2 separate regions of the Homo sapiens genome follow, and region 2 is linked to region 1. A link is a loop called in an ENCODE intact Hi-C map of the cell type or tissue named here. Cell type or tissue: heart left ventricle. All regions are shown on one strand. Links, peaks and the distances in the headings refer to the core of each region. The heading gives the core; the rest is flanking DNA.

Region 1 (2,921 bases), core at 193-2,692:
GTTGGAGAGCTTTTCTTTGTACAGTCCATAATATCACAACCCTCCGTTACCCCATTGGAAGATTTTCTTATGAGTCAGAGGCTAGTTTCTGGTCCCTTGAATACTGTTAAGATTTAACTGTGGTGTAAAGCAAATATCAGCAGGTATAGCTTAAGGATTGGTTTTGCCTCACGATGTTTTTCCTTTTTCCAACAGAAGTAGACTTCAGATACATTCATTTTACCTAACCTGCATCTAGAAAATATTAATAGTGCTTTTTATTTCACTAACACAGCTTGCTCTCTAGTAATCAGCATACTGGTATGTTCCCAATCCTGCTGTGTTCTGCCTTTACATCAAAAAGAGAAAATCTTGCTTAAAACACTCTTCTTAAAGCACAGAGAGTTAAAATTTTATAATTATGTCTTTCTTTTCTTCTCTGTGGCTCTTAGTCCAAAGTCATGTAAGAGGGTCTGTTGTAGGAGAAAAGAGAAAATCCAGTTCTGCTTCCATAGGATGTGCTGCGCGATCATCAATGTCATTGTTCCTTAACTTGTATCCATGGGATCCAGCTGATGATGTTTTCAATATTGGAGCCTTTTGTTTCCCAGCATGATGGGATGATGGAGCACTTTGTACATCTCATCAGGAGTATCTGATTCATGTTTCTCCTAACTGTGCCAGCAAGAATTACTTATCAGAATTTTTTTCCCTTTACTGTAGTAAAAAGTTGCTGTTAGCACAGTTGTGAAATTTCTTCTACCCGTGTTGAGTTTGAGGCCTCTGATTCTTTTTACTCATCGAATGGGTTTCTGTTTTATATGTTTATGGTAACCATGGAACCTTGTCTAGAGCCTCATGTGTAAGATTGCAGACTCTGTTTGTGAGGTGTTCTCAACATCGTTGATTTTGAGACAATGTGTGAGGGGGGAAACTTCAGAAATCTACATAAGTAAACCTCCCACTGAGGTTTGGGTGATCAGATGGGCTAGACCTCCAAAACCTCTGCTAAATCTGGGATTCCAGGATGCACATCATTAAAGAAATGTAAGGGGTGGCAGGAGGTACAAGCACCCTTGATTGTCTTTGAAGAAAGCCTAATTATTCCCATTTCACAAAGCCCCTGATTACATTGTAGAATTACAAGAATTAGGTTGAACATCCAGTTCTAATGTTGTATATGTTGAGGTGCCTGACTAATTCAAAATACATTTCATTGGAGGATATTACAATTTCTAGAAATGTTACTGGATATAAGATAAAGAGAAAATGGAACAGAAAGGAGTTTCTGTTTTCATTCTCATTTATCAGACAATTATTAGTACCCTATATCCTTGGCACTGTGTTGGCTGTTGGGCTTATAAGGTCTCTGACTTTAGGGAGCTCAAATTTTAAAGTGAATATACACATGAAATAAGTAATCAGAGTACACTGTAGTAAAGACTAACTAGAAATATTTATAAAGTGTCATATGATTACTGAAGAGTCTGTGAAAGAGAATCAATTTTGTGGGGACTATTCGGTTTTTCAAAGGAGGTGACATCTGAGTTAAATCTTGATGAAAGTGGAGGAGTTCAACAGCTAGGCCCAGAGAGCATTTAAGGTAGTGGGAGGGATATTGCAAAAATGTTTAGAGTTATCCTGTGGCAACAGGGAACCCTGGGTGATTGTAAGCAATAAAGTGACATAATCAGTTCTGAATTTTGGGAAAAAAAACCCTCAAAATGTAGGAATACCAGTTAGTGGTCTATGATAAAAGTATGCAGCAGAAGCAGAGGTGGGGAAAGGAGAGGAAGAGATGAGTTTGAGAAAGCTTTGGTTGTAGGGCAAAAGGAGATTCCCTGTTTCCATGTAAAAAGGGTATTTTGGGTTGCCATTAAGTAAGATAGGAGACTGAGGTTGCACAGGTGTTTTGTATTTTGGTCATGTTGGCTCAGAGGTGGAAGATGCAGTTGGAGATGCTGGAAATCCTGATCTGGAGGGCAGGAGAGAGATGGTGCTGGAGTCGTGGAGATGATGCTGGAGACATGGAGATGGTGTTGGAGATGTGATCATTACCCAAATATAGCTGATGGCTGAAGCTATGGTACTGGAGGAGGCCATCCAGGGAGAATGGAGTATATAAAACTGAGAGTAGAGTTCTTAGAACATTTAAGATGGAGAAGGGAGCAAGAGAAAGTGACTGCAGGAAGGCTGAGTGGAGAGGCTTCCATGGTGTTGTCACAGTGCATGAGGGAGGATTGAGGGAGGTGACATCAGGGAGTGCTGGGAGTTGACAGGGCATTTAAATAACTTAGTGGGATTACATTATTGAAATGCCTCTGTATGGTTCTATTCCCAAGCATCATTGGAGGGCTTCTGCATGTTTATAGGGGCTGAAGTACGTGGGACGGCAAGCAGTCATGAAAAGAAAAAGAGGCTACGTGAAGTGGAATATAGTTAATGGTTAATGTTTTATTTTTGGAGTTAATGTTAAGCTTTACATTTTCTAAACTCTGTTAAACTATGTAACAGTGGTCAAAGACTTTTTTTTGTATATTCATACCACAACCTACACTATTCTTTTATAATCCCAATCTTTTACAGTAGTTATCAGCATTGTTTTTACATTGCCTTTTTTTCTTATTTTTTCCCAAGAAATCATTTTGGGGCAGGGAGAAATTCTCCATAGACTCCATGGTGCCTCTGCTGCCTGATGGATGTTAAGGATTCTGATGTCAGTCTGACAAGCTAGGCATTGCATTCTCTGTATGTTTCAAGATCACAGCTCCATGCTTATGCTTTTAAGAATACAAAAATACGAGATTCATATTTAATCTGTGATCTATTACAACCCCCAAATCTGTTTCTGTCAAACTTATATTTAAAATATATTTATTTACAGTTTCTGTTTTTCTTTCTAAATAAATTAGCCTTTCTTTATTTCTTTTTACATTGATGTG
Region 2 (2,921 bases), core at 272-2,771, 76 kb before region 1:
ACAATTTTCCATCAGTATTTTTATGTATTAAAATATTTAGAAGGAGAGAATATTGAAGTCACTGGCTGAAATAATTGATGTTTGTATAAGGATCTTTCTCCCTTATTCAGATATTTGATAACTGATTGTATGTAAAATAGTAAGCGCTTCTGAGATATCATCATCTATAGAATTTTTTCCTAATATCTTAGGATATTAAGATAATCCTACTCATTTAGAGGAAATTGATACTACTGAATAATTCCTTCACTGAATGTGGCAAACTTCCTGTCAACAGAGACTTACCATGTCACCATGACAAAGACATACCAAACCAGGCTTTTGGACATGGAATACTCTGCAAATAATACTTAGAAATTTTAAACTCATCAAAATGTAGTCTGACTCTGCAAAATTAGCCCTTATCCACAACTAACAGCACTAATCTCTAATCCTCCATCTCTCTTAGCAAAAAGGTCAATTATAAACCTACACAGTATTCTGGGTTTACTCCAAAGGAATAAGTTTCCAAAATGCAAAACAAAAAAATTACATAAACAGAAACATCGTGTAGAATGTGTGAACAGTCTTTGATATCTGTTGCCTAGTGTCTGTTTCCCTGCTCTGTGCATATTTTCATATCCACTAATACCATTTATAGACTATCTTCATTGATGATGATTGTTCACTGAAGTTCTGTGCTTTAACATGCCAATTATTGTATCCATTTCTTGGATGTAAATTGATTTACCCATTCTACTCCTCTGCCATTTCCCCTCTCCACAAATTTTTCACCAGTTTTGCCTGGCTTTCTCTCCCATTCAAGTTCTATTATGTGAATCAAAACCACAAAGCTCTATCATTCTGGAGGCCATAGATTCAGTACTACATGTTGAGAAGATTCAATCTGACTTAGGAGATAAAGAAAAAGATTAAAAGAATGATACGGGGAAAGCATATGGCCACTGGTCATTTGCAGCAGCACAAGCAATTCCAGATAGTTGTTCAGCAATTTGGGGAGGATCATCAGTTACCTCTGGTGCATGACTGTGAAGCTTTTTTCTCAATAACGTGCACAGGTGCAGTCTATGCTAAACAGATTAGTCAGTGCCTGGTGACTCTGACATAGGCCAAACTTCACTCTTCCCCACATCAGTGGACATGTCTTCAAAATGAGAAACACTAAAGAAGGTATAGCTGATAGCCAACTTCTGCTTCCTTAAGGAATTCAACAGAACTAGTCTGTGCCTGAAGAGAAATTCGGGTGATATAATGGTAAGAGAGGCAGAATTTTTTGTGGCATGGAAATTCTGCAATAGCATCATACCACTAACCACAGCTGACAAAGAGGAGGTAAACTGAGAAGTAGGCATGTCCCTGGAACCCACATGCCACCACTGAAAACTACATACAGATCCTTAGCCCATTGCCTTCATCTCCCTTCCTTTTGGTCAGAGCTCGTGAACTGATTTTGAGGTCAGGGATGGACAAAAGTCTTGCAGCAGGAAAAAGGGAAGCAGCCCTTTTCTACATCTTTTATGTTTAATTTCATGTCAGACACACCATTATGACACTTGGACATTTGACTCCTGTTTACTTACTTCACAAATGTTATCTAGCTACTTAAATATTTTTTTCTTTTAGAGATGGTGTCTTGCTATGTTGCCCAAGCTGGCCTCTACCTCCTGGGCTCAAGCCATCCTCCTGTCTTAGCATTAAGAGTAGCTGGGACTACAGGCACACACCAACACACTTGGCGGTTAGCTACTTTCTAAGAAATGAGCATGGAGTACAGAATCAGAGGATAAGAAGGGATCTGATGCTGTATTCCCCCAGAAATGGAGTAACAAAAGCATAAGGCTTGAGTCTGCATTGAGGTCTTACCAACAAGATCGAAATTTTACATCTCTCATCTTGTTGTTCTTTCATCTTGGTTTTCTCCCTTCCTGACTCAGAGGAGATGTAGAGCATTTGGATTTAGTAGTCCCTCTAGAGAAATGACCAGATGCAAATGCAGACATTGAAGTGCAGACACAGCACTGAGTCGTGATGTGCCAAAAACATTCAAAGGGAGGCAAGCCAAATGTGAAGGAAGAGGGCACTGAAGCAACCAGTTATTCAAGGCAGACACCTGAAATTACCATAAATGTTGTTTTAATAGAGAGACTTCTACCACGATTTGCTGCCAGGTTCAGCTGAAGTGCATTTTATTCATGTCTGCTACATTCGGTGGGTCCACTAAGGGTAAATTTATTGCCACTATTGGAATTTTAATGCCCAAGAGGCTACAAGCCTTGGTCCTGTTTGTAATAATTCTTCAGAGTGTCCTGTGCAAATCTGAGGTGGAAAAATCAGAGAATGAAAGGTTGTTGAGAAAGAACAGGACGACATTTTAATTATAAAAGGGAAAATGTTCCAATTGGGGTTAATTTCTGTAGAAAGAAACCTCAGGGATATTTCAGGTAGCAAGTAGGTTTTACAGAATTGAAATATAGATTGAAGAGATTTTGCAAATACCCGTTTTCTCATATTTTTGATGATTAAAAAAAGACTCCGAATTTTGTTAAAGGAATTGGACCTTGTTAACTGAACAAAGAATCCCATCTTATTTATATCCTTCCATATTCCTTTTCTCCTCTGTTGAAAGGACATAGTCCATTCCTTTTTTGAGTGTTATTTTCTCCCCAATTCCCTCTCTCAGTGGCAAATCCTATCACTGGTATTTTTAATTTGCTGGTTTCAGAGCATTTGGATTCAGTAGTGGTATCAGCATGCCTTTGTGTGAACAAACTTACCTGTTAAACTTACTCAATTCCCTGCACTGAAGCGAAGAGTTTTTTAAAATGCATATCATTTTTCAAGGCAAGATCCCTATCTAAACAGTCTAAATAAAGGAAAATTTGAAAAATATCTCTCTTTCAAGAATCGATTATTAATTGGGA

Evidence for each region. Peaks named below come from ENCODE experiments on the same cell type or tissue, not always from the same donor. Only the 100,000 strongest peaks of a DNase experiment are listed, where the experiment ranks them.
Region 2: a loop joins it to region 1, with 7 times the contacts of the local background. A loop is called at or near these places in 1 of 110 quality-filtered maps.

The regions. Positions count from the first base shown.
Region 1 is chr6:117,979,275-117,982,195 of GRCh38, forward strand. All of the region lies in intron 1 of SLC35F1 (solute carrier family 35 member F1), which reads left to right. Among named protein-coding and RNA genes, the nearest start is that of SLC35F1, 73 kb to the left of the region's middle. In heart left ventricle, for the core only: no CTCF peak of the experiment used is centred there; no DNase peak of the experiment used is centred there.
Region 2 is chr6:117,903,502-117,906,422 of GRCh38, forward strand. LOC124901480 (a long non-coding RNA gene) reads right to left here. Exons shown (of 2, transcript XR_007059904.1): 1 at 2,775-2,921; 2 at 2,158-2,316. Among named protein-coding and RNA genes, the nearest start is that of SLC35F1, 2.3 kb to the right of the region's middle. In heart left ventricle, for the core only: no CTCF peak of the experiment used is centred there; no DNase peak of the experiment used is centred there; H3K27me3 peaks cover 2,388 bases.